Regions from separate parts of the Mus musculus genome. Here regions 1 and 2 are each linked to region 3. Evidence: chromatin loops called from intact Hi-C (ENCODE). Cell type or tissue: left cerebral cortex. All regions are shown on one strand. Each heading gives the region's core, and the rest is flanking DNA. Links, peaks and the distances in the headings are about the cores only. Region 1 has its middle 120 kb from the start of Gm34446. Region 2 holds the start of Gm19303 (predicted gene, 19303). Region 3 has its middle 76 kb from the start of Gm19303.

Region 1 (10,592 bases), core at 1-8,000, 270 kb after region 3:
TCTCTGCCTCCCAAGACTGCTGGATCACACATGTGTCACTATCCAGCTTTGTGGGTTCTGAGGACCTGTGTTCATGCCATCACCCACTGAGCCATGGCTCCCTTTAATGAGATCATTTTTCGACCTGACACAGCCAAAGGAAACTAGAAGATGAAGCTGAAATTGGCCAAATAGAAACATAAATAGAGTAGAGTATGAGGAATGGAAAAGCCTACAATATCAGATTACAATCATTTTCAGTATTCTAATATATGTGTAATTTTGATTTCACAATGATAAGAGATAGAATAAAAATAAATATATAAAAATAGTAGCAGAGAACTTTTAAAAAATCATGGTAATGCTATATGTAAAATAGCAAAATAATAAAAATTTGATAACTTGAAGACATGTACTTTATGCCCTAGGAAAGCCACTAAAATATTTAAAAGATATTTAAATAACAATTAATATGAAAAAGCATAGTACTGTGGGTAACATTCAACAGACACAACACAAAATAAATAACAAATTAAAAATGTGGGAAGGAAAGAACCACACGAAACAAACTCCGGAGTATACTTACACAAAATAAATAGACTTCAGGGTTCAGCTGTCTTTTGTCCACAAGACAAAGATAAAACAGCAAAGTTTTAAATGTCTCATAGAAAGTTCTGAGAAAAAGCTCTGTTTGACCAAAAGAAAGCCCTTGATCCTGTCTAATGTGGAGGAATGAAGTACTTGGGAGAAGAGACATCATTACAAAGGAGAATATCACATAATGAAAGTACCAGTTCCCCAACAATATGTCACGATAGCCAATGTACACTGATGGGTGAACCACATGACCTCAAAATGCACAGACTGAGAAGTCACAAAACTCAGATGGGGTATTGCAAACAAAAGTAGTCGGAGATGTCCGTCCTACTTTTAGTAACTAATAGAATTAGTAGCAAAACAATCGAACAAACAAAAAAGGCCCCCCCAAATCAGAGGAGACAGAATGAACAATGTCAGGACTAAAAGAAGATACAAGACAAAATTGTTATAGACAACTGAAGAACAGTAAAAAATGACTCTAATCGAACGGTATACTGGCAGTGGACTTGATCATAATAATAAATGCTGGCAAGAACAAAGAGCAGTCGTAAGGTCATATGTTATCTTACTGGTGGAATATAAAAATGATACAGATGCTGCAAAAAATTATCTGTTAGTTTCTTAAAACATTAAATTAAATGTTCTTATAAAATATTCTAAGCATTGTTCCTCTGGGCGTATAGTCCTGGGAAATGAAAGTTTTACTCATGCAAAAACTTTTATGTGTATACACATACAGGTTCTACTTACAGTGTTTTAATTATATATAAGAAGCAATGCAAGTGTCATGAAATTGTTAATGAGGGGGAACTGTGTGGTTCATTTGTAAAATGGAGCAGTATTCAACAAGGGAAAGAAACAGGTTGCTTACTGGGGCATATGGGAACAGAATGAACTCTAAATGTTTACTGCTAGATGAAAGAAGACAGATATGGAAGGCTACTAAAGGTGAGGTTGTATTCATATGATATGTGACAACTCTTAACACTATAGAGAATCATAAACCAAACCTGTGCTGATGAAACTATACATTTATGTCTGTGGTGTTCACAACTGTTTGGAGTAGAACTCTCCAAGTGGAGATGTAGCTCTAAACACTTTTCAGAAGTGTGTGTTTTTCTGTTGGACAAACATATGTAAACCTTCATATCAAGAAGATGGACATGTTGTAGATGAGAAAGGTGTGCAGGTCACACATTTCAAGGAGTAGGGAATAGTAAATGCTTAAAGGAGCCCCATGGTTCTGGGTTGGAGTTGTGGAATTGTTTGAGTAGACTGAAGTTAGTAACAAGTGGGGCCTTAGCTCTATCCACAAAGAAGAATAAGAAGAATTGGCAATAGCCAGAAGCAGTAAGGTATACCTAATGTCCAAGTCATGGTTTGTCAATATCAGTCTCTTATAAAGAAAAATGTGTTATTTGGAGAACTGGTTGATTCTAAGATTTGGAATAATCTTGGAGCATCTTAGGATACCAAGCACCAGAGGTGGAATAGAAAGAAGGAAACAAGAGAAGAATGAACATAGGAGGGAGAGGGGATGATGAAAAAAGGGAGGAGGCATGGAGGGAGGAGGGCAAGACACTTTCATGTGATGCAGAATTTCTGGATTAGACTGTAGAAAAGAACAGGAATATTCATGGAAAGCTGTTAAAGTTCAAATAAATTATGAAAGGTATGTGGAAAATTTCTGTACTGACAAGCTTCTTTAGGTCTAAAATTATCTCATTATCTTCAAAAGCAGTTAGCATTCACATTAAAAAAGAAAGATTAGCATACAACTTATAAACCCCAGAACGGATTCTTCCAGACTGCCAGTCAGTTAAGGAAGGTTTGGGGGTATAGTTTAATCTAAAAGTGCCAAAGAAATTATTGGGCAATGAACTGCATAAGTTGTTGAGAGCATTGTTGTCCCTGAAGAACCTGAAAGACAGGGTATAAGTCAACAACTGCCTTGAAGGACAGAGGCTTGATTTTTTTTTTTAAGGAAGCCTGGGAGTTCTCTCTGAGCATTTAGCCACATGGAAGATTCCAGAAATAACTTCACACTGTGATTTAGCCTGTGCATTTGTATGTAGGTTAATGGAAGTCTCCACCGTTCAACTGCAATGTCTTATAGTCAAACGTAAAATTTGGAAACATTAAAAGGAAGCACACATCAGGAAATCTTGGTTATGAATTGAATATACACAAGGTTTTATATTTTCCCCCTTATTCATTACAGTCCATTTTAAGCTCAAGTGGTTTCCCATCTGGACTAAGAAATTGCACTGCTGAAATGTTAATGCTTTTTTTTTCTTGCTATTGTTTTATTATAATTCATTTTGAAGAGGTTTACAATCTAGCAGATTAGAAAGTCTACTGAATTGACAGAGCTCATGCGTTAAACAATTGATTCTTCTGAGGGGGTGGAAGCTACCAATGGAACAATCTGGATATCAGCAGGTTTTTTCCCTCATGTGACAAAATCCGTAAGTCTTTGATTGTTTTTCCTAGCCTGATTTTATTTTTTAGATTTTTTTCCCCTCAGTTTGATTCATAAAAAAAAAAAAAAAAGCTGCACCAGGAAACAATCTAACTTTGCAGCAGAACCTTGACCCAGGAGTTGAGGGGGTATTCCATTTCTGATTCAGAGAGTAATTCCATAGACTGCTCTCTTCATTTTCCATTTCACTTCTAGTCTCTTTTTCTCTGTTAATTTTCTTCTTGGAAGCTTTGCAGCTGAAACACAGGTGGGCGGGTGTGGAGGTTGTGGTTTCCTTTTCAGGGTTCCGTCTACATTGCTTTAAATCTCCTCTGATTTGAGCAGCCTGTCTGATCCTTTTAGTATTTATGTTAAGGGTGGACACAAAGGACTATGGTAGCCCAGAGAAGCAGATTGTTAAAAGTAGGTCTCATTGTCTGCAGAACTGTGAAAATGATAAATGACTAAGAATAAATACTTTATGTTGTTCGAACTACTGCGCTCTTATTATTTTAAATGATAATACAGCTAGCCTGTGATTGAGTGAGCTTTTTTATTTTTTCACTCAGAGAATTAGTCAAGATCTAGTTACATAACCAAGGCAAGAGAGGGAAAGGCCGATTGAGGAAGAGCAGAAAAGGAAGGGAAAAAAGTTGCTGGTTATTTTTCAATTGCTGTTGTTAATTCAATTGTAAAGTTTGAATTGAATAGGAAATATTCTCCTAACAAATGCATAGTGATTGCTTCATGCAGGAGGATGAACTTTGCTATGGAGACAAATGAGTCAAAGTTCATTTTTAAAATTGTGCCTACGATAATTATAGTTCCTATCCTTAAGGACCACGGGTAAGATAGGGTTTTTTAAAACCTTCCCCATTTTGTAATAGTTGACATTTCCCACAGGCTTCATCTTGATGAAGAATATAAAGCTTCCTCTGCCTTTATACCCTCCACCCAGTCTGGACCCCGATGTTCGCTCCATCAGCAGTCTGTGCCACACAGCCTTTGCTAAGAAGGTTTATACGGATTTCATAGGATTTTCAGCAAATGAAGCTGGTACTTTTCTCTACTACATGGATCATTCTTTTCTTCTCTTTCATGCTTTTGTAGTATGGTGTGCAAGGCACATGTTCAGATAGTAGTCTTCTGACTCTGCATTAAAACACATCTGTAGAAGTCAGTTGGAACCATAAAAAAAACACACTAATAGTAAGCCAGTAATGACCACAATAGTGACCGCTCTCCTGTCGGTACATCCATTCTGTACTCTCAATAGCTACTTCCTTGTCAAATCTTCTTTGTGACTGTTCAACATGCCCATTGTCATGGCCAGTTGAATTTAGGTCACTTGCAGGATCATGGGTAAAATTATACACATAATTTATTAGATGAATTAATATTAGCTAAATGAGAAAATACAGAAATTATTTTTAACACAGGATTATTCTAATCCTGGAGTATACTGAGCCCTCTCAACAATTTAATACAAAAAAGGCAGTCATATGCACAAAATATAAGGTGATTTTTGTTTAAGTGTATATTTTTAATATAGCCCCTTTCAATTCTGCACTCCATTTCCAGTCATTGTAAGCCTTTTTTATTTTGATATAAAAAGCACAAAGAAACAAGAAAGAAGAAAGAAAGAAAGAAAGAAAGAAAGAAAGAAAGAAAGAAAGAAAGAGGGAGGGAGGGAGGGAGGGAGGGAGGGAGGGAGGGAGGAAGGGTGGAAGGTAGGAAGGAAGGAGGGAAGGAAGGAAGGAAGGAAGGAAGGAAGGAAGGAAGGAAGGAATAGAAAAGAGAGCTATATAGGTTTTACATCTTTTAGGTGACATGTTCCATAAACCTTAAATCTGATGAAAATTTTTGTGAGTTTCTAGTATAGCTATTTATATCATTCTAATGAAACAAGACTGGAAGTTCAGAAGAGTAAAATCATATTGTATTAGTAAAAGTGTCACTTAGAAAATTTATGTTTAATATATAAATTCAACCAGATGCTTCAGACATCATGATTTAACATAATGACGGTAGGTTAGACAAGAACCACACCTACATAATTTCCCCAGATTTGTCTTTATTGGTTCCAATTTGATACTTTAAGGATTTATTAGACTTGTTTTAGACATAGTTATGTTTAATATAGATGAAAAAACTCCAGAGAAAGAGCAAGCAAAGCATCAATTTGTACATTCAAAATGTATGCTAACGATAGCTAGAATTATGATGTAATCACAAAAGTATGGTAAGAAAACAGAGAAGAGGAAAATAAAAGGCCTACTTCTCCTCTCTTATGTGTTGTGGTGGAGAACATTACAGTAAATACTTGAAACCTTACTAAGAATGAAAGGAACCCAGAAATGAAATTGAATACCCAGAGAGAAGGGCTGCTTACTTCAGGCTTCTCTTGTACTTGATTACTAAAGGAAACTTAATGGACATGGGCAGACAACTTTTTACCACACTGTATATGGATGTAGTTCTGAACATACAATATTTCATAACACGTTCAAGAGAAGAGCATCATCCAAAAGAGAGGAACTATTTTAGAAAGAACACTCTGGAAAGATAAGATTCACCTATAAAAGTTATCATTTTTAGATGTGTATGGAAGTACAGTTATAACATACAACACATTAAACATATTATAACATACAACAAATTAAAAATAATGCCTCTTTTTGAAATAGACTTTTAGCCAGATTGGTATGCATATGTGCACGTGTGTGAGTATGTATGTGTGTGTGTGTGCATGTATGTGCATGTGTGTGTGTGTGTGCATGTATGTGCATGTGTGTGTGTATGCATGTATGTGCATGTGTGTGTGTGGTGGTGGTGGTAGTCTTTTACTATATGGAAGAAGCTCATGCTGGCCAGCATGGGCAAAGAAAGAAGGTGACCCCTTCACTGTGAGTCTGTGGACACAGTCTAACTACATCTGCTCAGATACTGCCATTGCTTCCAACATTGATGTTCTCAAATGGGTAATGTGGATCTGAGCCAGAGGACGGCTGGCTCTTTTCAACATTGCTAGTTGCTAAGGAAAGAAAATGATTTTTTTAATATAAATTTTAAATATAAAATTTGAGGATCTTCCAACAAAATCCTACATCTGTGACTGAAAGAGGCACTCGTTTCACAAGAAGATAAATAAATGAAGGCTGTTGTAAACTAAGAAAAATAAGCATGGGGCCTCTGCTTAGGTGACACTTTCTCTGAATTTTGATTTGACTGTTTTGAGAGCACTTTGAGGTTCACAGAAAAACTGTGATGTCCCATGTACACCCCAAGTGTGTAGCCTTTGCCACTGCCTGCATCGCCACTGAAGGAGCACATTTCTTTTTTTTTTCCTGGTATACATATTTATTTGTTTTTTTTTCCATTTTTTATTAGGTATTTAGCTCATTTACATTTCCAATGCTATACCAAAAGTCCCCCATACCCACCCACCCCCACTCCCCTACCCACCCACTCCCCCTTTTTGGCCCTGGCGTTCCCCTGTACTGGGGCATATAAAGTTTGCGTGTCCAATGGGCCTCTCTTTCCAGTGATGGCCGACTAGGCCATCTTTTGATACATATGCAGCTAGAGTCAAGAGCTCCGGGGTACTGGTTAGTTCTTAATGTTGTTCCACCTATAGGGTTGCAGATCCCTTTAGCTGAAGGAGCACATTTCTAACAGTTGATGAATCTATCCTGACATGTAGCTGCCACTTCACCATGGTGTACATCACAGTCATCTTTCCTGGTGTGCATTTTGCAGACAGACTTTCTGTGATTAAACGAGCATGCCTTACAATTTTCTGCACAGCTTTCTGTAGCACTTTCCCAGAGTGCTTCTGAAGATTAAATGAACTAATGTTACATTTGCATAGTATTAAACACCTTGCTATTCCTAGTTAGACTTTTCTTTTTAAAATCTCATATAAGTTATCTTTATGCTATTAGTTTAAAAAACAAATACAAATCTTCACATTAGTATTTAATAATTTAATTACTTTCCTCTGAGGCTAATAAAAATCTAAGCTTCTAGTGTTTATCTCTCTTTCTCTCTATTTTGTTTTGCAAGCTAAAATGATAGATTAGCACTCAGTAATTCTTAGGGAAAAAATGAGCAGTTGGTGGTGTGGTCTTTCCAGACCACATGGCATGATCTCTGCAATACAGGACATTTTTCTAAGATGCAGCCAAATCTTTGTTATGGAATGAAAGTGTCAGCAGTGCCAGGAGTGAGTTCCAAAGGACACAGGCCATCAGGATATGACCTTTTTCTGTGTGAACAGTGACAGCTAGATGGATTCTTGTGGGCCATTAACTATGAACCATGAGATAGACCTCAATGGTCTTTTAAGATCAATAGTGTCATTAGAGGAGCACTGTTATAGGATGTAACTAATCTTTTGGGCAGTATGTTTTGAATTTTATATATTTCGCATCTATTATCACTTCCTTTTAAATCATCTTTATTAAAATATAGCTCAGTTCATATTCAGTCCATGCCCTTAACACATCTTACCCAAAAGTTCTCATTATGACTAAGTTGGACAACTATCAGTCTAATCAAATCGAGACTCCCATCATATATTAAAGGAACTCAATAACAAAAAGTAGTTATGAAGTGTGCCTCAACATTTCTAACTCCTTTACCTCAAATTTCCCTACTTTTGCACGTCCTGGTAATACCTTATGGGATTTTGAAACAACCAATGCCATTACTTTATCATTCTGTTAGCATTAAAATATTGAATTCATTAAGCATGAAAAAACGAAGTGATCCATCCAATGTATGGCTGTGAGCATCCACTTCTGTATTTGTCAGGCACTGGCAAAGCCTCTCAGGAGACAGCTATATCAGGCTCCTGTTAGCAAGCTCTTGTTGGCATCCACAATAGTGTCTGGGTTTGGTGGTTGTTTATGGGATGGAACCCCAGGTGGGGCAGTCTCTGGATGGTCATTCTCTGCTTCGAACTTTGTCTCTGTAACTCCTCCCATGGGTATTTTGTTTCCCCTTCTAAGAAGGATCGAAGTATCTACATTTGGTTTTCCTTCTTGAGTTTCATGTGTTTTGCAAATTGGTCCCCAATGAAGGATCTAAAGAAAGTATCCAAGAGCTGAAGGGGTTTGCAGCGCCATAGAAGGAACAACAATATGAACTAACCAGTACCCCCAGAGTTTCCTGGGACTAAACCACCAATCAAATAAGAAACATGGTGGGGCATCATGGCTCTAGCTGCCTATGTAACAGGGGATTGCCTAGTCGGTCATCAATGGGAGGAGAGACCTTTGGTCCTGTGAAGATTCTATGACCCAGTATAGGAGAATGCCAGGGCCAGGAAGAGGGAATGGGTGGGTTGGGGAGCAGGGAGAGGTGGATAAGGAGGGGGAGAGGTGGATAAGGATAGGGGATTTTCGGAGGGGAAATTAGAAAAGGGGATAACATTTGAAATGTAAATAAAGAAATATCTAATAAAAATAAATAAAGAAAAAAAAAGGAAAAGAAAAGACGAAGTGAGCTCATGAGTTCATAGATCATACCAATCATCAGGGGCAACCTTTGTCCTTCAGCGCCTCAACAGACTAAAGGAAGGAAGTGGAAAGAGCTTCATTGCAATCTAGCCCCTAGAGCTTTTGTTCTGCTTCTGCTAGTATGTACCTAACACTGGGCAATTAGCAGCAGCTAGTGTCAAAGCACATGAGCTCAATGTGGTGGCACACACACCTGTAATCACAGTACTGGGAGGGAAAAGCATGCAAATCTTTGAGTTTATGACCAGCCTGGACTTTAGAGTGAAATGCAGGGCAGTCAGAACTAGAGAGAGACACTGTCTTGAAAACCCAACAAACAAACAAGCAAAATAAAACAAAAAAATCACTTAGAATGCTTTCAGTGTTCCAGATAAGTATGAATATAAACATTTTTACATTAGGACTTTCTAAGGGAGAGTCCTAATGCGCGTATTTCCAGTGGGAGTATTATTTGAGTGACTTAAAAACTATGAGTCTTTAAACTATCTTGATTTTCCCCTGTATTTAAAAAAGATAAAGTTATTAGTCAAAGTCTTTTAAATATTCAGAATGGACCAAGTTCCTTAATAAGTACCTTTATCTAAGTAAATACAGTGAATTCATTTTTTTTTTTAAAGAGCCTTACAGTTTGTATGGATAAAGAATAAATTTTTTTCCAGGACATCTGTAATTCTGCCTGATGTGGGGGAGAATTTCCTAACAACTGGTCAGGCTTCTGAAAAATCTTTAATTATTATATACTGATTATGGATAGCAATGGATTTTATTCTGACATTTTTCGTCTATATATAAAATGTGATCTGATTTAATTTATTCCCCGGTCTCTCTTCTCATCCCATTCCATTTCTTTCTTTCCTATACAGTTCCCCTCCTACATTCATCTCTGTTGTTCTTCCTTCTTTTCCTTTCTTCTTCCTTCCTCACCTCATCTCTCCACACATCCCTATCTCCCCCTCCTCCTCCCTCTCTGTCCCCCACTCTCTCTGATCCAATGAGTTTAATTAGCACTGCTTACAAGAGTATATGTGAGGACAACTTTCCAGTGGTTATATGAAGCAAGTGACTTGTCCTTTCCAGGGAACCAGAATCTATTTATAGTTATCCAGCAAGGAGTGGTTATAACCTTGTCCTTTTCCCCATCACCCCAGTGCCTGAGTGTTGACTCGGAGGCTAGTTATTTATTTAAAAAGGTGTCAGACATAAACTAGGCTTATTCCCCTACTAGCTCATAACCCCCTTTAAACTATTCTTTGTCTGCCACGTGACTTGTTACCTGTTCTTATTTCCATACAATGGATAAACTTCCTTCCAGTAGAGGTGACAAATCTTCCTGGTCCTATCTCCCAGAATTCCCCTTTCTCTACCAGAATTCCAACCTTCAAATTCCTGCCTGTTGCTAATAGGCCATCAACCTTTTAATTGACAGGTGATGCTTCCCCACAGTACCGAAGAGATTATTACCTCTCCAGGTGTAGCTGCAGGAGCTCCACCATAATCCTTTATGGATCACTGATAACTGCAATTCCATGCAAGACTTGTGAGAGTAACCTCAGCTGTTTTGAGTTCAAGAATAAAAAGACCATGTCATATCCAGAAGAAAGCATCTCGATAAAGTCTGTTCAGTGAACAGAAAGTTCACCCCCTCTCCACCAATAAGTCAAGTGATAGATTAGTATACTACAAAGGATATTAACATTTCTCAGGTAACAACATTTGAAATCAATTTTTGGTTAAGTTATTCTTTTCCTTTCAAAAAATGGAATAACTGTATAGCTCCATTGAAATAAATATGTTAGTTGGCTCTGTCAACAACATAGCACATAACACATGTTAAACAGGAGGTAGATGGGGTGATGATCACGGTAGTGCCTGGTACAATACGCCCACAAGGGCTGTGATTTAGCTTCCCCATCTTGGCACAGGCAGAGAATCATCAGAAAGCATCCTTCGCAGCAGCCTTTTTTGCCACACAAGCCTTCCTGTTGTTAAAACCCTGTCCAGGAGCTCTGAGCTCAAATATATCACTGTTC
Region 2 (10,705 bases), core at 799-8,798, 80 kb after region 3:
AAATGCTCAGTTGAAAGGAATGCAAGCCCAGGAAGACTTTAGTGTCACTGCAGATTGATAAAAAGAGTCCTATCGGCCTGCCCCACATACCACAGACTGACCATGAAACCTTAGATTGCTTTTCCATACTGTGCCCTGCCTTGTTTGATTTGTCAGGCCCCTCCTTAGCAAGCATTAAGTCACAGCATTAATCCCTGGCTTGAAACTCTTCCTTCTTTTGTTGTGGCCATTGTCCTTCTGTGCTTAGGCAAGCAGGTTCTGGATGCGAAGTGTCACTCCAGGTTAGGGCCAGCCAAGGAACCAATTTCTGCAAATAAATCATTTGTATCTAATGTAATGATGCGGCTCACACCCAGAATACTCCCAGTTGCCTTGTCTCTCTCTCCAGACTCTTGGGTGCCAGATGATTAAGCCTTGCTTCGAGCAGGGGCTGGAAGCAGCTGCTCCCATATCAAACTTCTTTTGCTCTCAGCCAGTTGCAGCTTTGTCTACACGCAGCTGTGATGTGTGGTACCCACTGGCAGCTCTCGTCTCCACCGACAACCTTTCATTTAGGCGCTCTATAAACTTTTCTTAATATCTGCTTGTTAAGCCGGACAGAATGGCATCAGAACAAAGCTAACCTGGCTGCTGAAGCCCTGGCGGCAGCATCTGTCAGGCCTCTTTGTTTCTCCCTTTGATAAAGTTTTACCTGCCTACTATAATGGAGGGCTGGATGGGTGGTTCTGAGGACTTGGAACAGGAGGCATCCATCCAGTTACAAAAAAAGCTCAAAGTAGGAAGTGGTCCTGGGGTGTAGCCAGAGTTGAGTCATGACTTTCTTCCTCCAAATTATTCTCAGTGAATATCAAATCCAACCTTCCCATCACTGCTTATATAAGTATTGGAAAATTTGAATATAACCTTTAAACTTGGTTACTGAATTTTAAAGTGCTTGAAGCAATGATTCAGGCAGTTGTAGTAAATGGTCACATTTGGCTGAGTTGCGTTTTGGAGAAAATTGCCAGTAAAATGAAGATGTGAGGCTAAAGCTGAATGAAGCAAGAGTTCCTTTCCTTGTGGCTTACTTCCATTTCTAAGAACTAATGTGTGAGATGGTATCATTGGAGATCAGAGTGTTACAGAAGAGCTGCGACAGCCAGCACTGCACGTTCAGGAGCCTATGAAGCCCCTATTCAGTCTTCAGATAGGAGAGAACCCCGTGTAAGGTGAGGCTGGGATGGTTCAACCTAACAGCAGCTCCGATGCTGTGCCTGATGAATGCAGGGAGGCTTCCACCTGTGCTTTCTGCACAGATCTGAGGAAGGCTGGAGAACTGTAGAAGCTCTCTGGAGCGTACAAAGCACAGCTCTTGCCTGAAAAGCCAGTGCACATGGTCTGGTGAGTTGAACCAATAAATGACTAGGTAAAGAAGAGTGATGGTAAATAAGGTCTTTTTGGAAGAGAACCTGGTCAGTGAGTGCAATTTGACAGTTTTCTTCTTTCCTTTCCTTTCCTTTCCCTTTCCCTTTCCCTTTCCCTTTCCCTTTCCCTTTCCCTTTCCCTTTCCCTTTCCCTTTCCCTTTCCCTTTCCCTTTCCCTTTCCCTTTCCCTTTCCCTTTCCCTTTCTTTCTTTCTTTCTTTCTTTCTTTCTTTCTTTCTTTCTTTCTTTCTTTCTTTTTTCGAGATAGTGTTTCTCTGTATAGCCCTGGCTGTCCTGGAATTCACTTTGTAGACCAGGCTGGCCTCAAACTCAGAAATCCCCCTGCCTCTGCCTCCCGAGTGCTGGGATTAAAGGCATGCGCAACCACCGCCCAGCTTTCGCCTTTAATATTTTGGAGGGAACATCTGCCCGCCTATTCCCCTGACCTAGCAAAAACAAAATAACATTTTGCCTGATCCATCATTAGTGCACACCTACCTTTCTTTACAATTGAATTTATTTTCACCTATGTGAACGCTGGTGCTAGGTCTGAAATAATGTCTGTGACCATCTCTGCCTCCGCCCTTAAAACCTAACTAGTGTAGAGTACAGGAAAATGTCTGTGAATGTCGTTGCCACTACCTACCTGGCAGAGGGCAGCAAATGAAGCAGAAATCTCTGAGTTCTATTTTTATCTATGTAAGAGCTCCTTAATATATAGTATACATTTGCAAAGCAGAAAAAGAATTAACAGATGAACGGTGGTTTGCCGTGTTAGAAACAATGTTGTGGCATGATATTAGTTTAACTCAGTTAAGGTCAGTTTCAAGTTAAAGAGCAAAAGGATGAGCTGCTTGCTTCTCTGCTCCCCCACACCCTAACTTTCCTCCTAAGCTATGTCCGAGGGAGGATTCCCATCTCCAGACTTTTCTCCTTATAAGGCCCGATCTCTGCCATTAAGAAGTCTGCCTAGAGATTGGACGACTTCAAGCACTAATTCTGTCTCCTGCTCTGTGCTCACTGGCAACAACCATGCCAAGGTCCAGAAGGAGAATCTGGTGGGTGTGTCCTAATAGGAGACAGTGTTCCTACTCTAATTGCCATAAAATCTTTGAAGGCATTGTCTGGTGGATCTAAGAAGACTGATCCTGAAGGTGTGAGGTCAGAGCTGCAAGTCTGGAGCTCAGAGTTTTAAGTTTTAGATTGGCAGTGACTCACAGAAGGGCCGCAGGCACACCTACTCATCTTCTCAGAGTGCTTCAAAACCTAGAAAAATTAACACAGATCCTGACATGGGTATTTTATGGTTTGGAAATTAATAGTCAAGACTGTTCAGGTGACAATAGACAACTCTAAGCGCTAAGGTTTGATCCGGTTGAAGTCTCTGTGAAGTTTTCCTTGGCTCCTTTGTTCTTTCCAAATCTGGGCTTCCCTCTTTGGAGGTCTTTAAATCCATAGTAAGGAAATTCAAATTCCCTTGAAGTTTTGGTCGAATCTTGGCAAAGACAGATGATTCCCTTTAAGACTGTGTCATATGGTGGTTTTGCAAAAGAAATCTTCTTACCTACCGCAAAGATGCCCCCACCCCTTACTCCCTCACCCCCTGCCACTACCATCCTATAAGACCAGATGCCATGCACCATGAGAAAAGACTTCTGTGGTGGGACCACATTGTCTCTGAAGCCATCTGGGTAAAACCCTCCTTGTAGTCTTTGGTCTTGGAAGAGCTATGGAGTGAACCAAAAAGCATCATAAAGACATCGTCCTTTGTTGATGTTCTTCTTCCATGTCTGATGAAACAGCCCTTTTGGGGATAAAAACGTCAAGATGAAAAATGACATGTCAATAAATAGAAATTGAATGAATGTGTTAGCATTAATTCGTTACATTCTACATATGCTCCTCTGAAGAAGTAGCGTTTATATTCAGGCCCAGCTGCAGGCTTCCAGTATGGTAAAATGGGAAGGGACCCAAGAGAGATTGATGCAGCAGCCCCACATGGCTCCCATCCCACTCACTGCTGCCTTGCAGTGCATACTTCTTTCATTGGAAGGCTGTGCCATGGCTAAGTGTTACAGGCCTCGGTGTACTTTGGCCTCTGCTCCCTCTCTTCCATATTTGAGCTCTCTTGGGTGCTGAAGCACATTTCTGTCTCATCTACTTAACTTTGCTGTTAAGTCCCTGCCACCATGCCTGTCTCTTTAGCTTGCTACATTTTACACTTGTTTGCCAGTGGCTGTGAAAAGAAATGACAGCAGAATCTCTCAGGGACTTGGCTCTCATCCAGCATGGAAAACATACTGAGTTGATGTCTCCCAGAGCCTGTCTTTAACTCAGGTGTCCCCATTTCATTGGGCTCCGCAGATTTCCTACATCTGTGGTGTATGACATTGTAAAGACTTTGACTTGGAGACCTGTTTCCCCCCCCTTATGCATCCCCATTCCACGTTTAAGCCAAGGAGCCTATCCATCAGGTCTCAGACTGAAAAAGTACAGATTATTTCAGTCCTGCTTTTAGCAGTGCCCTGTGGAATAAGACACCTCCTGCTCAATGTTCCTTCTATTGCTCTTAAGGTGTGAACAGACAACCAAGATTTATGAGCTGACAGCCATGCTGTGTGAACACTTAGAATGGATGAGTGGGCTTTTGTTTCTAGTTTGGTCTGAGAAGGAAGTAATGAAACAAAAGAATCCCATCTTTTAAAAATTCACGCACAGAGTATTTTATTTCTCCTGCAAATAGCTACTGCTCTTCTACTCTTATGTTCCAGGTTACTATTGAACTAGTTGCTACTGAATCTTTTCTAGAGAGTAAACCCTGTGCTAACCATGAGGCCCCCAACCCTTTAGAGGGAGTGTTGTGATTATATCCATTGAATGAAGAGGAAGTGAAGCCTTCAAGGGGTTAGGGAATTTTATACAAACAGGATCTGAATGCATGATATCCTGCTAAAATATGAATTCCTATGATTGATGTGATACTACACTCATTGGAAAAAAAAGACTTCTTGCTAAACACAGTGGGAGGTATATGACTCAAATCCTGATCTCCAAATGTTATTGATACTAAAAGAAGCAGGGCCTTAGTGCAATGTTGTCTAACAGAGATAGAATATTGTACATATCAAATGTCTCTGTGTTTCAGAATCCTCATTTTTAGATAATTTCTCCTGGTTATTTCTCCTGGTTATTGTAAATGGGGGTTAGGTATTCTAAAATATAAGTAAGATAGCTGGGATAGCACTTGATGACCTGAGAACTGTCAACTGTTTATTAGTGTTTTCTTTTTAAAATGTTCACTACTTATTAGTAGTAATGGTTATTGTGAAATTTCTATATAGTAAACCTACTGTTAATCTCACCACCATCTATGTGGAATATAATATACCGTCCATGTTCTCTTCTATATTTTCAATTGAGTGAAACTAGCTCACACAAATGATCTGCCAGTTAGGACATGAGATTTCTGTAGAGTGATTCTTTGATGTGAGACATAATAAAATACCAAGTTAAGAAAAAACTCTAACTCCTCTGGAAAGAAATTGAGTGTTATCCATGGTGGAGGGAGCAGAGACTGTCATAGGCAGCAGAGTGAAAGCTCATTTGGAGTAGCTGAGGGGGAGAAAGACTCACAGCAGGCATCTCAGGGATTTCATGACTCATGTCTTCTACTGGGGATGGAGGCAATCATATCTCCCTTACTCCTCCAGAGCGTTGCAGATAGTCACGAAAGCTTGTCAGTGGGTTAACCTGTTCTCTGTGTTACCAGGGATGAAGGCAATTATATTTTCTTTGCTTCTCTACTGGCCATAAAAGTAGTCATGAAAGCTTGTCAGTAGGTTAGTTAACATTTTTTTTTTCTGTAGTTGTGAAAAAGAAGAAAGTAGGAGAAAGGGTCTCTCAGGATCTGCTGTCCCCAGAATGGACAGCTAGAGCCCTTTCATTTTGTATTGAGAATCAAGTCCGCTGCCTGAAGGGTAGAAATCAATTTTCCCTGGCATTTTTGTTCAGAGAATATGTGTATGAACACAGAGAAATATGTATAAACATGGTTTATCTAGGAAGAAATGGAAGCCTGCACACGTGTTATGGATATATTGAAAGATGCAAATTTGAGAAAAATACTCTCCATTTTTATAAAAATACAAATGGATTCTGTTCTGCGTTTCTTCAGAGACGTCCCTAATCCATCCTTAACCCATAGCAATGCTAATCCTGCAAAAATTCAACTAAGTGAAAACTGAAAATTAATGTAGCTATTTGATTGAGATGGGAGAAAAACAGACCAGAAGATACGAATGTGACTTGGCAGCTCTTCTTAGAAGATGTTGAGAGTCTGAGTCTACTAACGTGTCATGCCACGGACTATGACCAAATTGTGAAGATGAAGGTGTGATTACTGTCCTTTCTTCTTAGATCCCATTTGTTACATGTCTCCTTAATCTTTAATCCTGTAAAGACAATTCATAGAGTCAGGGCTACCTGAATAAGAAGCAGAAATAACTACACCAAAAGTGCCCAGTCTTTTCTTTCTAAAGTCCTACGCACTCTGAAATGGTCTTCCTTTTAAGATTGCAAAAAATAATTCAGTTGCCTCCCATCACTATCCATGGAAGGGGACCATTCTCCACCTCCCACGGCTTTCTTTGTTTGGAACTGTTCACTCTTGGCAGTAATATTCTTAAACCAGGGAAGAATGAAGAAATTTCACTGTCTTGGTAAAATTACCTCATTTAGGAATAATTGGTATTCACAGAAGAGATGCACATTTTCATCCACCTAGTAATGAACAAATTAACAAGACACCTACTGAGTTGTGTTAACACAATTGCCAAATGTAAAAGGAACTAATTACTAACCACTTCATCCAGACAAACTCAAAACTGCATTCCTAATGGGCTTTGTGGCTGACTTGATGGAGACTATGGAGAAAAGAAATGAACAGGTGCTTGGTGATCAAAGTCTGTCCTTGGTGATTATTCTGGAAAAGGTACTCGCTCTTCAAGATTACAGAGACTGCATCTAGCCTGTCTTCCATGGGGTGAAGAAGTCTACAATATTTGTTCTTTCTTTTCAGAGATAATTGTGGATCATCCATATAATAGCATTTGAAGCATGTGCAGATGGAGTTTAGAAATAGTCATCTTTTATGTAAAGATTTAGGGAGCAAACTTATGTAACTATTGGGTCAGCTAGGCACATTCACAAAGCCCTGATGCCTAAAATAATTTCATCCAGGGGACAACTGATAAAGATGAAAGCAGGATTCTCACATAAATGGTGCATTTTGGTATTTATTCAACTCAATCAGGCTGGTTATTATTTTTCCAGATTCTTATTTGACTCGTCTTTAGAGATAAGATATAATTGCATACGATAGATTTATTTTACTTTGAACTGACAATAAACTTGTGGAATTTTTTTATTTAATTTTAGGATTACTTAGGTTAAATCAAACACTTTAGTAATTTAAAAAAGAATGGGTGGCGTAGGATAATGAACAAGGTCTATCGACCCATGTATCCCTCCCTCCATCTAGCAAATATTACTGGCTTCCGACTAGGTGTTAAGGAATTCTAAAATAAACAGAGACAAATAAACTCTCTACTCTTAAAAACACAAATTCTGGAACATATGACAGGTAAAGGAATAACAATGAAGAAAGGGAATGAAAAAGATGATGTCAGAGACTAATAACTGGGCTGAAATCCAAGGAAGAGGCGGTGTATGAAAGAGGCATGGAATGGAGAATGGGAAGTAGTCTGCCACTTTAACCAATTTGCACAGGTATGGTGGTCTGTCAATGTTTCCACTACCTTGACGTGGTCCCTGTATAAGTCTGTCTATGTTTTTTTGTTCAATGGAATAAGTTGGTTATAACTCAGTATCAAAGACAAAACTACACAGACAGTTAGCTCTCATTGTATAAATACACATACATTTTAGGGACTTGGAAGGAATGGAAACTTGTATAAAGGCTTAGCTATATAGTATCTCCTAGTAATGTCGGAAGGTATACCCATAAATTCTTGCCCACATGATTGCCTAAACATGGGCTGAATAAGGATAACAGCAATAAATATGCTAGCAAGGATGAACAAAAGCTGCAAGCCAAGACACAGAGTAAAGGCAACAGGAAAATGCTGAGAAGCTGAGAAACTGTCTTCCTCAGGAAAAAGCCTGTAAATTGGTTATCCTATACCACAGACTGAGCCCTAAAAATATGCATACAAATGACATTACATAAGCTATCTATCTATCTATCTATCTATCTATCTATCTATCTATCTATCTATCTATCTATCTATCTACCTATCTATCTATCTATCATGGTAGGAATTAGTAAAAAAGACCCAAGAACTTATAACAGAGCATGGAGAATGGTTTAGAGAAAAGAAAAGTAACAAGAGAGTAGTGGTACTGAACCATCCTAGGCCACAGCATGAAACCTTGTCTCAGAAAACCAACTAACCAATAGTACTATTTGTTTCCTGGGTGATTTGGTATGTGAATGAATTATTCAGTGATTAAAGTAAATGAAACTATGCTCTTGGAAATTATTTCAAACATTAGGGAGTCACGTCAAGGTATGGCTGGAAACCACAATATCATACACACCTAACTCATCATATAATTTTTTCAAAGTATGGGTATAAAAAGACATTGGAAACTTTCTCAGGATTGGTCTCATATGAAGGATGTGTTTTTTCAGTAGGTGTGCACTGGAAGAGTTTTGAATTCTCCTTCTAAGATCAGGCAGAGCACCTTCTGTAGCTGGGACCACCAGAAATCAGGCAACCAGAAGAACATTTTCTTTGGGGTAAAGGAGAGAGATTAAAGCAAGAGAAATGGAGTCACTTAGAAAACCACTTAGTAAGTTGGTAAAGATGATGAGGTGAGATAAAGAGCAATTGACCAGGTTTGAAATATCTGGTGGGTGGCTTCGGACAACCTATTTTCTTCCCTAAAGCGAAGCTCTGAAAATACAGAGAGTATTTCATGGCAATGTTGAGTTTAGAAAAAAGGACAAAGTTTTTTTTAAGGTGGGTACCCTCTCTCTTTATACACACCTACCAGAGGTTCATGATGTACCCAGGAATTAAGAGACTAGGAAAGACCCAAAAGATAAAATTCATATATCATTGGGTTTCCCAAAAATGCAATTTTTGGTTAAAGAAAGCTATGATTTGAAATGTTTATTAAACTATAAACCTTGATAAGAGTTTTAATGTTAATAGATTCTCTTATAACACTTGGAAAACGTGGTGAATTTGAGCTGTGTTGGTCCATGACTTCAATACCAGTACTGGAGAGACAGAGGTATGGGGATCTCTGAGATCAAGGTCAGCCTGGTCTACAGAGCCCTACTAAAAATACTTGCTTCATTGGATTTAGAAGCAAACAATTTGCAAACTTTCCCTTATGATCACGGTTGACATATTTTGAAAACAATTTTTTTTCTGACAAATATAGGGTTAGGATGCTGAGGAGAAATATGATTTTATTATTCTGTTTAGAACTTCACAGTTGGGTTTTCTCTACAGAGAACATGTATGCAGTCTCTAATCACATATCCTTTACAAGTGCTTCTTCACATTTTACAAAGTCCGGGGCCTCTTTATTAGAGGATTATTATGAGTTCATTTCATCACTTTTTTTTTTTTTAGACAGGCTTTCTCTTTGTAGCTCTGGCTGTCTTGGAACTTGCTCTGTATACCAGGCTGATCATGAACTTAGAGACTCAACTGCCTCTCCTTCTCCAGTGCTGGGATTAAAGTTGTGTGCCACCACAGCCAGACAATCTGCCACTTTTAAAAAGCATTTGCAAAACACATGAAACTCAAAAAGAATGAAGACCAAAGTGTGGACACTTTGCCCCTTCTTAGAATTGGGAACAAAACACCCATGGAAGGAGTTACAGAGACAAAGTTTGGAGCTGAGACGAAAGGATGGACCATCTAGAGACTGCCATACTCGGGGATCCATCCCATAACCAACCTCCAAACGCTGACACCATTGCATACACCAGCAAGATTTTGCTGAAAGGACCCTGATATAGCTGTCTCTTGTGAGGCCTGGTCTGGCTGGGGCCTGCCAAACACAGCAGTGGATGCTCACAGTCAGCTATTGGATAGAACACAGGGCCCCCAATGGAGGAGCTAGAGAAAGTACCCAAGGAGCTAAAGGGATCTGCAACCCTATAGGTGGAACAACAATATGAACTAACCAGTACCCCCAGGAGCTCGTGTCTCTAGCTGCATATGTATCAAAAGATGGCCTAGTCGGCCATCACTGGGAAGAGAGACCCCTTGGTCTTGCAAACTTTATATGCCTCAGTAAGGGGGAACTCCAGGGCCAAAAAGTGGGAGTGGGTGGGTAGGGGAGTGAGGGGGGGTTCTGGAGGACTTTTGGGATAGCATTTGAAATGTAAATGAAGAAAATACCTAATTAAAAAAATAAATTAAAAAAAAAAGTTTTATAAGGGGATCTATTCACATTAAGACTCTTATCAAGACTGACACTTTCCTAGATGCTTCAAAGCCTAGCCTCCTCCAACCCAAAATTATATATTTTTGAAAACCAAAGATATTTGAATTCTTGCCTTTTGGTAGGTTTTTTGTCTTTTGGTGCTTTTCCTGAGATGGTGTTGTGCTGCTTCTGATTCACGCCCTTAAAAGTACGTGCAGAGATTTAGGTCTGAGGAATATATGCACCAGACGGACGTCTTTATGCTGGTGAAGTTTTCTGTTTTCCATGGTGCCTTATGCCACTAGTGCCGCTAAAACAAAATGCCACCAGCTACACAGCAGATGCAAAAACAAGTGAATTTCTCATAGTTTCAGGGTTGGAACATCTTTGAATAAAGTGCCGATGTATTAGTTTCTGAAGTGGCCAGCTTTCTGCCTCATAAACAGCTCTTCTTGCTGGTGTTTTTAAGGGTGAAGAAAACTGTTTCTTGTCATAAGGATTTTGCCCTCTGATCTAATTAACACTGAAAACTGCATCTACCTCATACTCCCCAGAGGTGGTGAGATTTGAACTTGTGAATTTGGGGAGAGCATGAACATGCAGTTCATCAGCCTCTGAAGTCTGTTGGTTTTACCACTTGCCCATGAGTCCCCTTCTTTTCCTTCATTTTTTTTCTGACTGACCATTATTATACTTTTAGTTTTATCTATCTATCTATCTATCTATCTATCTATCTATCTATCTATCTATCTATCTATCTTGGTCTTTTCGAGACAGGGTTTCTCTGTGTAGCTCTGGCTGTCCTGGAACTCACACTGTAGAACAGGCTGGCCT
Region 3 (10,705 bases), core at 1,069-9,068:
AAAACATGGAGAAAAGCTCCAATCCAAGGAGGCTAAATAAATAATCTTTGGCCAGTAAAACCAAAAGAAGGGAACACACACACACACACACACACACACACACACACACACACACACAAACACACCACCACCACCACCATCACCACAAAACAATAGGTATCAACAATCATTGGTCATTGATAGCTCTCAATTATCAATGGTTTCAATTCCCCAATAAAAAGACACATAGAAACAGAATGGATAAGGGAGCGGTAACCGTCCTTCTGCTACATACAGAAACAAACCTCAACATCAAGGCTATATATTACCTCAGTATAAAATTTTGGAAGAAGATATTCCAAGCAAACAGATATAAGAAGCAAGCTGGTGTGGCCATCTTAATATCTAACAAAGTATATTTCAAACCAATCTAATCAAAAGAGATGAAGAATGAAACCTCATATTCATCCAAGAAAATATCTACCAAGAAGCATTTCAATTTATAATATTTATGCCCCAAACACAAGAGTACTAACTTTTGTAAAAGAAACACTTCTACTGCTTAAATAACATGTTGACCCAAGCAAACTGATAGTGGGAAACTTTTATATCCTATTCTCACCAATGAACAGGGTATCCAAACAAAACTAAACAGAGAAATACTGGAGCTAACATTATAAACCAAATTGATCTTACAGATATTTATAGAACATTTTACCCAAACACAAAACATATACCTTCTTCTTTTCACCTCATGGAACTTTCTCTGAAATTGACTGTATCCTTAGACACAAAACAAGTCTAAAAAGATACAGGAAAATTGAAATAAATCCCAGCACCATATTGACTACCACAGATATCAACAACAACAGAAATCTTACAAACTCAGAGAAATCATACAAGTCTCTACTGAATGAAAAATGGGTCAAATCCTACAAATTCATAGAAACCAAACAAGCCTCTAATGAATGAAAAAATGGGTCAAAACAGAAATAAAGAAGGAAATGAAAGACTCTATAATTAAATGAAAATGAATACACAGCATATTCAAACTTATGGGATACAATGAAAACAGTGCTAACAGAAACATTCATAGGCTTAAATGCCTGCATAAAAAAATTGGAGATAGGTCACAATAGCAGCTTAACAACACGCCTAAATCTCTAGAAAAATCAGAAGTAAACAAAACGGAGAGAAGTAGATGGGGAGAAATAATAAAATTTACACTGAAAACAACAAAATAGAACAAAAAGAACAAAACAAAGAATCAATGAAAGGAAGAGTTGGTTCTAGAGAAAGTCAACAAGATAGACAAACACTTACCCATACTAACCAAAAGACAGAGAGAGATTAGCCAAATTAATAAAATAAGATTTAAAGTGGAGTAAACAGCAGACACCAAGGAAATTCAGTTAATTACAAGGACATACTTTTAAAACCTGTACTCCACTATTTTGGAAAACCTAAAAAAGAAATGGATGGGACTAGAAAAAAAATCACAAATGAGGTAACCCAGAAAGACAAAAATGGTAAGTATTCACTTACAAGTATATATTAGCAGCTAAGTATGTGAAAATCAAACTTGACTCCTGGAGGTTTGGTAAAGAAAATAGCTCTTTGGGGAGATACTCGGATATCCTGGGGAAGGGGAAGCAGAATAGATTTTATGGGTGAATTTAGGGGTGGATAGAGCTGGGAACAAGAGGGGGAAAGCATCAGGTAGACATGGGGTGGATGGAGAGTGTGGGGAGAGACAGGTGGATTTGGTGGGCATTTGAGGGGCTATGTGGAAATGTAGTGCAGAGGAAACTTCTTGTAATCTATGAAGATGATCTTAGTGGGGACTCCAAGTAATGGGGGAAACTGAGTCTCAACTGGCCATTTCTTGTAGCCAAGCAAAGCTTCCAAAGGCAAGACAGGGTTGTATTGGATGGGGTTGTTGGCCAAGTGGTCCCTTGGAGATCCCAACACAACCCAGGCTGATGCTAACCGACAACAGTCCCCATTGCTGAGGACACCATCCACACAGCTCATTGGATATGGAGAGGTCAAACAGGTGTCTGTATGGAGCCTTCACCCCTATGTTCTAGTCTCTTTGGTGATGGAAGTTTCTCTGTAGGCTATGGAGGAAAAAACATGAACACCATCTCAGACACCAAACCTTTGGCTTACACTTTGTCCTGCCTGCAAGATGTGCTGGGTCAAAGGTGGGTTAGAACTTGTGGGAGTAGCCAACCAATGTTTGATTTAACTTGAGGCCTTCACCCATGAGAGAAAGTCCATGTTCAACATTGTCTGGCTGCTGGAGACTGAGACCTAAGATAGAACCAAACATGACTGGTCAAAAAAGAAAAATCAATGAAATGATTTCTAATGCTATTATGCTATACTCTCAGGTCACTGCCTTGTCTAGCAGAGGAAGGGAGGAGATGCAGAGACCCACACCCAGGCATTTCACAGAGAGATGGTCTAAACTGAGATCTTTATCTGGTCCCTGCCCTTGAAGCTTAGAGAATCCAGCTGAAGAGAGATAGGTCAGAGGGGATAGAGGACATCAGGAAAACACATCCTACTAAAACAACTAAGCAAGGCTCATATGGGCTCATAGAGAATAAGGCAGCAAGCGCAGGGCTTGCAGGGGTCCACATCAGGACCTCTGTGTATATACTATGGTTGTATTTTTTGTGGGACTCCTAACTGTGGGAGCAGGTGTGTCTCTGATTCATTTGCCTGCTCTTGGAACTCTTCTCCTGTTGGGCTGCTGTGTCCAGTCTCAATATGAAGGCTTTTGAATTCTGTTATGTTGTGTTTGGTTATCTATTTGAGGCCTGCTCTTTTCTGAAGGGAGACAGAGGGATACTGGGTCAAGTAGGGATGATAGGTCAGGGGGTGGGGATCTTGGAGGAGTGAAGAGGGGTAAACTCTAGTTGGGATCTACTATATGAGAGAAGAATCTATTTTCAACAGTAAAAGAAAGATATTCTAGGCAAGCTGAAATATATATAACAACAATATCATGCTTGCAGGACTGTGAACACTTCTAAAGGATGACATTGTAAAATAGTTTAGGTCTATACTATGGAGCAGACAACCAACATATATTTGTGGCTATCTCAGAGTAAATGACTTTAGATCATTGTATTCAAAGAAGTAGATGAACAATATGGAAAAATAATAATATTGGCCACCTCAGTATGCTTATCTTATCTCCACATATAATTTGTTTAAGAGAGGTTTCGAGTTAGGTGGCCCTTAAATTTGCATCATATGATGGGAATCATTGAAGGAATTATTGTTAGCTAAGTGCCAGAGGTTTAATGCTGTAGAGGCTGCATTTGAAAGATGGCCTGTCTGTCAAATGTCCTGTCATGTGGTACAGGAAAGAAGAGAAATTGTAGACATTATCAAACTCCATGTTGATTATATCCTGTGGACAGATAACAGGGAAGTAAGTACCCATGACCTCATGCTATGTGATCTGTCATTTTTCCTTTTGATCAATTCTTTAAATTAATCTCGTCATCAAATTTCCCTATTTGTCTGAGTTGGGTTTTATATGGCCAAAAAATGCTTGATGTGGCTGTCTAGAGGAAATAAATCCAGTATGGTGAGGGAACAAATACTCTCAAGAATGACAAGACTCCTTTTTTTTCCCCCTTTCTTCTTTTTGGCTGTTGTATTGATTACACATGACCTGAACCAACTCTTTCATTTTCATCTTTTCATCTCTGAACCAGGGAGAGCAGCAACATTACTGCTTGATGTTACTGTTGGAAAACATTGACTCTTTCTGATTGCGGAGGATTGTAAGAAATCATTGACTAAAACTGTAGAGATTCTCATTGCTATTTTAGTTTAAGCAACATACTGCCATACGTTGTATTTTAATTACAAGCTAGGTTTCTAAATGCAGACTGTAATTTGATAAAATATCTGTAATGTAGGCAAGCTACTATAGCTAAATACCCTTGCCATTTGTTTATACATATTGTATGTATACATGGGTACCATATGCACAATATGGTGATTCACAATAGGTCTAGTCTTCTGAGGGAGCCGCTTTTTCAGAATGGTGTTTGTAGTAGTAAGAACTATTGCAACAATGGTTTTGGGAAGAGTCAAAATGTGCATCTTGTCTTCACCTGCATCCTCATGACGATCCTGCAACGTCAGAGCTGGACTAGATGTGTTGTTTCACAAGTTGTAAATTCTCATCAGGATGGCAAAACACCCATTTGTGGGAACATGAGTCATGAAGAGCAGAAGGGCAACAGGGAAGATATGAGATGAGTCAGTGAACTGGAATACAGGACAAGTATCACATGCAGCAAGAAGTAGTTTGCCCTTTGGTTCATTTAAAGTGAGAAGCCACAGACAGGTTTTCAGGTGAGTGTGATATAAACTAACTTTTTTTTTTTTTTGAGAAGTGTTGTAGGATACTGTATGAAAACAGCTTGTAGAAGTGTTTGGGAAAGCATAAATAATATCCAGGAAGTTCCTCAGGCAGCTTCATTGAGAAGGACATAGATGACCATTTCTTCAGCCTTCCTTCTACCACAGTACCCATTGGTGTGATATTGAAGTGTCTCTGGGCTATTTTAACATGTTCACAAGCCACAGTTGAGACAAGCATATGCTCTTTTAAATATAACCTGAAAATGCATCTTCCAAATGTTCCATTATATAAATGAGAGATCATTATTTGATAATTTTTTATATTTGTTGCAGAATCAAAGAAATAGAGGTTAAAAACTAATTAGATAGGCAACAAATTGATAGAAATAAACAATAAGATTAGACAATATCCCAATACCAAAAACTGAATGATTTAATGCTCATTCACTAATTAGGCAGAAGAGACTTTTGGTGTACAAGTAAATCGATAGTTCGCGGACAATTTGATTATCTAAGAAATGAAATGAAGTTCTCCATATGACTAAATTAGGAAACTGTAAATTTTTTACTATTGGTGAGATGAAACATAAAAATTGTGCCATTTTCAATGAGAACATCAGCAATAGACTTCTCAGAGAGTCTTGATGGTTTGAAATATATTTAGGATAAGGAATTAAACTGTTCCAAAAGAAGTATTATACCTTCCCCACAAAAGAAACTAGAAATAGACCTTCCCAAACTTGACAGAAGTCTCACAGTACCATATGGCTGCAAGGCTGAACTAGAAAGCTGAAAAGAACAACTTAAGTCATAAGTTACAGCCTTCAACCTACTCGAGGAAGAGTGAATTCTCATTGTCTTTACCCAAGGCTTCACAAAGCTGCTGTCCTATGAAGAAGTGATCAAAAGGCATTTGGCCAAAGCATAAAGAAAAATTTATAGAAGTGTATGAATATGTCAGTGAATAAAAATAACATGCTTTTGCATTTTCATACATATACAGTGATTTCAATAGTTTAAGAAGTCAGGGGTTAGGGAGAGCTGGGGATGCAGCTCAGCTATGGAGCACTTGCCTTTCAGGGGGAACACTGATAAGTGATGGAGTGCTTGCCTCTCAGCCTTGATCCCTGATTCAATTTCTAACACTAGATTTTTCAATTATGTAATTTCCTTGCTCACTTTAAGTGGATGTGTATATATGAATATGTGCATTTGTCTATATATACACATACATATATATAGACATGCATATATAGACATATATACACATGCGTACACACACACACACACACACACACGCACACACACACACATACACACACACACACACACACATATTTGAAATGTAATGAATCCAGGTTTATTATACACTTTATTTAAGTCTGTTCCCTCAAATACACAAACCTCAGATGCCTCAAAACCTGGGTCTCCCTTTTAAACAGAGTTGTGGCTGTGTAGGTGGAGAAAAGAGGAGATGGGGGATGACGGACTTTTGAGGAAAACGGTGTGATTAATCGTCTTGAGAGGGTAGAACAGTTTCCTGGGGATGGATGAATTCTAGCTAAGAGGCAAAATGAACCCTTTAAAGTCACACAGCTCAGCTTAACTGGTTTGTTAGGCTACCTCTGCTCTGTGGTCACATGCAAATCTCTTGTTTCCTTAGGGTGGTTTTAAGGATTGAATCAGACAAGACCCACAGAGTAGGACACTTCCAATAATGCCAGACATACTGTTGAATCTTCTAGTAAGTGTTGCTATTATAAAATAATGAGGCTTATTCCTTTCATATGTGTAGGACTGAAAATTAGGAAAACCTCTATTTGCCAGTCTGTCTACTGAACTCACTCCACTATTTTGTTTATTTCCAAGTTTTCAAGGGATAAAGGACTTTTCTCAGTACTGCTCCCTGTTCCTTATTACTGAGTCAGCATATTAAAAGGGTGGGTTCTCGAAAGCAGCTGTGCACTTTGGCTGATTAGCTTAGGGAACATGTCAGAGGCATGTTTGATGAATGTACATCTCTGACAGACTCAGACACTCCATAGCAGGTGGTTGGAACCCTTACTTTCAAGTGTAGTGGATGAATAGGTCACATGTCTAATGATGCAAGATCACTAAAAACTTCTAGGACATCAGGACACTTCTCAGATAATCTGTCAAAGTTTGGACTCACTATTTTATGTAGATTTAAAGGGCGGAGTATTTGAGATGAATCTATCGTAGGAGTGTTATTGGACGAGTGTGTTTTGAAATTTGTCCAGTGTCCAATAACTCTCTTAAGTTCTTTTTAGCTTCTTAGTTATGCCTGCAAAACTCAGTTATTTAAGTGAGAATAGTCCTTTGTATTGCTTTGTGAGGAAAATCTCATAAATGTCTTTAGTTTCAAGATGATGTTTTAAAGTAGTTTCTGGTGCATCATCTACTAAGACCCTAGCTCTCATTTACATCTAGTTCTGTGAGAAGAGCATTGAAGGTTTTCAGATCTTCAAGCTGAAGCTTCGATCATTCACAATTGTTTTCCAAAGGAAAACTGGAGAGCAAAAAAAATGAGGTTCTGTGGAAATGTTCTGTTGCATTTTTACAGCTAAGATGACTGCCTATAGTCTCCGAGGATAGCACCTTTTAACCCTTAATTTGGTAGGTTCCTAGAACTTGTGGTTTGCCAAATTTATCCTTGCTTGTTCTTTTGTTTGTTGGGGATTCTGCTTTCTGGGTCTCTCAGTGATGCTAGCACCTGGCACAGACTTCAGTTATATTTCTTATCCCGACCTTTGCTCTCCACTTTCTCTTTAAGGAGCGTGATACTTTCAATACCGTGCCAAACATCTTATTTTCTTTAGTAGAGCACATGTTTCCACAGGAGAGCCTCAACTCACCTCTTCTTTTCTTTTTTCTGTTTTTGGTTTCTCGAGACAGGGTTTCTCTGTGTAGCCCTGGCTGTCCTGGAACTCACTCTGTAGACCAGGCTGGCCTCGAACTCAGAAATCCGCCTGCATCTGCCTCCCGAGTGCTGGGATTAAAGGTGCCACCATTGCCCAGCTCAACTCACCTCTTCTACAAGTAAAGCCAAACCACTAGGACTACTTCTGAGGGTCTCCCAGGATGCAACCTGAGTCTGTCTGAGATGAAGCCAGAGGAAGACCAGAAGAGCTACAGGACCACAGCTATAATGATTCCTTTTTTAAAAAGTACTTTTTGTTTTGTTTGTTTGTTTCTATAAATAAGACCTTATATTTCAAGTGTCTCATTTCTGTATAAATTTGTTCAAAGTGAATGATGTAATAAAGAAGATATGCTCCTATAAGTAGCATTACAAATCAAGTATTTCTTGTCCAAACTTATACTGAGCAGACAAGTAATTGCTTCTCTCATTGAGTCTTTGAATTTGGACTATTTGGAGTGAATTATTTTTGTGTTACTTACTATAAAAATACAAAAGAATCTAACTAAATCCAAAATAATTAAATTCCAGAAAGCTCCCAATGATTTTGTATTGGTGTCATTTTTTTTCTTGAACTTGAAATACATAACTCTTGCTGCAAATTGTTCTGAATTATGACTGAGATTTTATATATAGATATTTGTAAGTATGGGTGTGTGTGCACGCATGTGTGTGCACTCACATGCATGCTTGTGTGTATGTGTGCATATGGAAGCTGGGAACTAATATTGTGTATTTTTTTCCCAATGGTTCACCACTTTATATAATTTTAAAGAAATTTTATTTTTATGTGTATCTGTGTGAGTATATGCTACATGTACATGGGCACTCACAAAAGCCAGAAGAGGGTGTTTGAGTCCAGAAGAGGGCTTTGGATTCCCTGGAATTAGAGTTACAGGCAGTTATGGGCTAACTGTGGTAGATACTGGCAATTGAACTCTGATGCCCTGGAACATAGAATGATGAACCCTCTTCTTTTCTCTTCTTTTCTCTTCTCTTCTCTTCTCTTCTCTCCTCTCCCCTCCCCTCCCCTCCCCTCCCCTTCCCTCCTCTTTTCTTTTCTTTTCTTTTCTTTTCTTTTCTTTTCTTTTCTTTTCTTTTCTTTTCTTTTCTTTTCTTTTCTTGAGACAAGGTTTCTCTGTATAGCTCTGGCTGTCCTGGAACTCACTCTGTAGACCAGGCTGGCCCTGAACTCAGAAATCCACCTGCCTCTACCTTCCAAGTGCTGGGATTAAAGGTGTGCACCACCACTGCTCCATGAACCATTTTCTAATCCCATTCATCTTACTACTTTAGCTGGACTCTCACACTGAGACTGGATCTCTCTGATTAGATGACTATCTTGGCTGGGCTTTCAGCGAAAGAGCTGTCTCTGCCTCTCTAGTGCTGAGACTGTAGACTTGCAATGCTTGATCCAGCTTTAACCTAAGTACTGAGCCTCTGGACTCAGATCCTCCTGCTCAGATGGCAAGGTTTTTACAGACTGAGGCATCTATTCTTTTCTTAGTACAATATGTATTTCCTCTAGGTCTACCTGACATCTCCATTCTTCCTCATGGAGACACTGGAGAATCCAGAGGCCAGAAGCCAGTGACAAGTGTCTTTAATTTTACTTTCATAGTCTGGATTCAATTGTAACTGTAGATGAACAGGAAGTGACATTCGGGAATTCTGGAGCCAGCTTCTCAGGTTCCACCTCACTTCCACCATCGGAAACAGAATATTTCTTGCTAATTTTTATCATCTTTCTTCTAATGAAGTGCCTAGTGCTAAATTAATATTTTGACCTCTTAACCCCTATAAGAGAAAGAAGGCTGGCCCGGTTGTAGCATAAGCAATCACTTTCTGTGTTTTGACTTAGGACCAGATACTCCTCTTTAATTATAGTCTTCAGACATCTGAATCTGACCTACTTATCGGAGGACATTCCCAGACATTCAATGTTTATGATTAGTCCCAGAAATATAAGAAACAAACAAGTAAACAAATGCCTTAGATCACTTCATGCCTTGGGGTAGCTATAGCTGTTCAAAGGAGAAGCAGATAAAGCATCCTACTTCTTTGTCTAGATAACAAGTAAATGTGGCCTTCCTTGCCACATCTCCATGGGCTTAACTTGGTTTCAGAGTGACTGCAGCTACATGCCTGGAGTGACTCCTTTTAAACCATTAAGTCTCAACTCCACCTCAACGTTTTCCTTATTAGTCACCGTCGAACTTTTGCCCATACTTGCCAGCATCTGAGAAAATGAACATTTTTGGTCAAGATGCCTTTACATCCTCCCCAGCATAGAAATGCTTCCCCATGCACAGACAGCCTCTGAGGAAGCTCCAAAATGTGAGGTGCTTCTGACATGTCTAGGATAGCCCAGTCCTCCAGGTGAATGGAAACCAGAAGTCTGGCGTCTATATATGAAGATTTTCCCCAAACACCTGCATCTTTATCACAAATCTAGAGTCTCTCTATAAAAAGATTTCCCCAAACATCTGCATCTTTAAAAATCATTAGATTAACAGTCTCCAAACTCTTAAATTCACAGTTCCTAGAAATACTTGTAAAAAAAAAATTGACATGACTCTAGAGGGCTGCCTATTATTTGCTTACTTGCCTTGATCAAATAAAAAAAAAAGAACTCTACTTTTGCAACTGTTTCGTTAAAAGATGGACAAACACATCTAAATTGCAGAAAACAAAATTCTCCTCATCTCTGATTTGACAGTACAATATATGGATTTCCTACTCCACACAGACTTGTGAGGACCTTCTGTTGGAAGCCAGCAAGTCTGAGCTCTGCTCTAGGAACGGCACCACGCCCATTCATGTGTTCTACATCTAAACAACACTCACTGGGGATGTGTCATCCTGAGAGCTTTACTTCTGCGTTTTCTCTCTTATCAGTAGGTTGGAAAGGTCTTTCCGTGCCTCAAGTGTCTCTGCCTCCTGGGTGTGTTCTCCCGATGATGGCTTTGAACTTCATGCTGTTGCTCTGGGATCATAACTCACTGTGTTTATGGGCTTAATGTAGATTACTCATTTTGAAACAGGACCGGTCTTACTTAGACTAAGGAGGAGTAGGCAGCTTCTGAGGTGGCATGACTTGTGTGGTGCTGAGAAAAGTTGATCATATATATATATATATTTGCTTCACAACTTGTAGTCTGAAACATGGATGGTAATTCCTTCCGTTTCTAAGGACTCTGGTTAGTTTCTCCTAGTGTGTCCCTCGGATGATCTCATTTATTTAAGGCAATGAGGTTATTTTTTTATCAACATATTAAGAACTGACAACCTCTAAAGAAGCTCCTAGGAAGGAACATGTCATTGTGTTACTTCACACAGATCTACAGGGACAAGTTGGTCACAGGGCTGGGTTAGAGGAGGTGAGGGTTG

The links. Peaks named below come from ENCODE experiments on the same cell type or tissue, not always from the same donor. Only the 100,000 strongest peaks of a DNase experiment are listed, where the experiment ranks them.
Region 1: a loop joins it to region 3, with 3 times the contacts of the local background. A loop is called at or near these places in 2 of 42 quality-filtered maps.
Region 2: a loop joins it to region 3, with 11 times the contacts of the local background. A loop is called at or near these places in 2 of 42 quality-filtered maps.

The regions. Positions count from the first base shown.
Region 1 is chr15:51,198,991-51,209,582 of GRCm38, reverse strand. No RefSeq gene overlaps it. Among named protein-coding and RNA genes, the nearest start is that of Gm34446, 120 kb to the right of the region's middle. In left cerebral cortex, for the core only: no CTCF peak of the experiment used is centred there; DNase peaks (open chromatin) are centred at 2,654, 3,344, 4,060, 6,028 and 1 more place; H3K27ac peaks cover 2,440 bases.
Region 2 is chr15:51,385,898-51,396,602 of GRCm38, reverse strand. Gm19303 (predicted gene, 19303) reads left to right here and starts at 993. Exons shown (of 6, transcript NR_045092.1): 1 at 993-1,208. In left cerebral cortex, for the core only: no CTCF peak of the experiment used is centred there; DNase peaks (open chromatin) are centred at 3,702, 3,939, 5,050, 6,032 and 1 more place.
Region 3 is chr15:51,465,784-51,476,488 of GRCm38, reverse strand. No RefSeq gene overlaps it. Among named protein-coding and RNA genes, the nearest start is that of Gm19303, 76 kb to the right of the region's middle. In left cerebral cortex, for the core only: no CTCF peak of the experiment used is centred there; DNase peaks (open chromatin) are centred at 4,206, 4,514, 5,168, 5,888 and 1 more place; H3K27ac peaks cover 220 bases.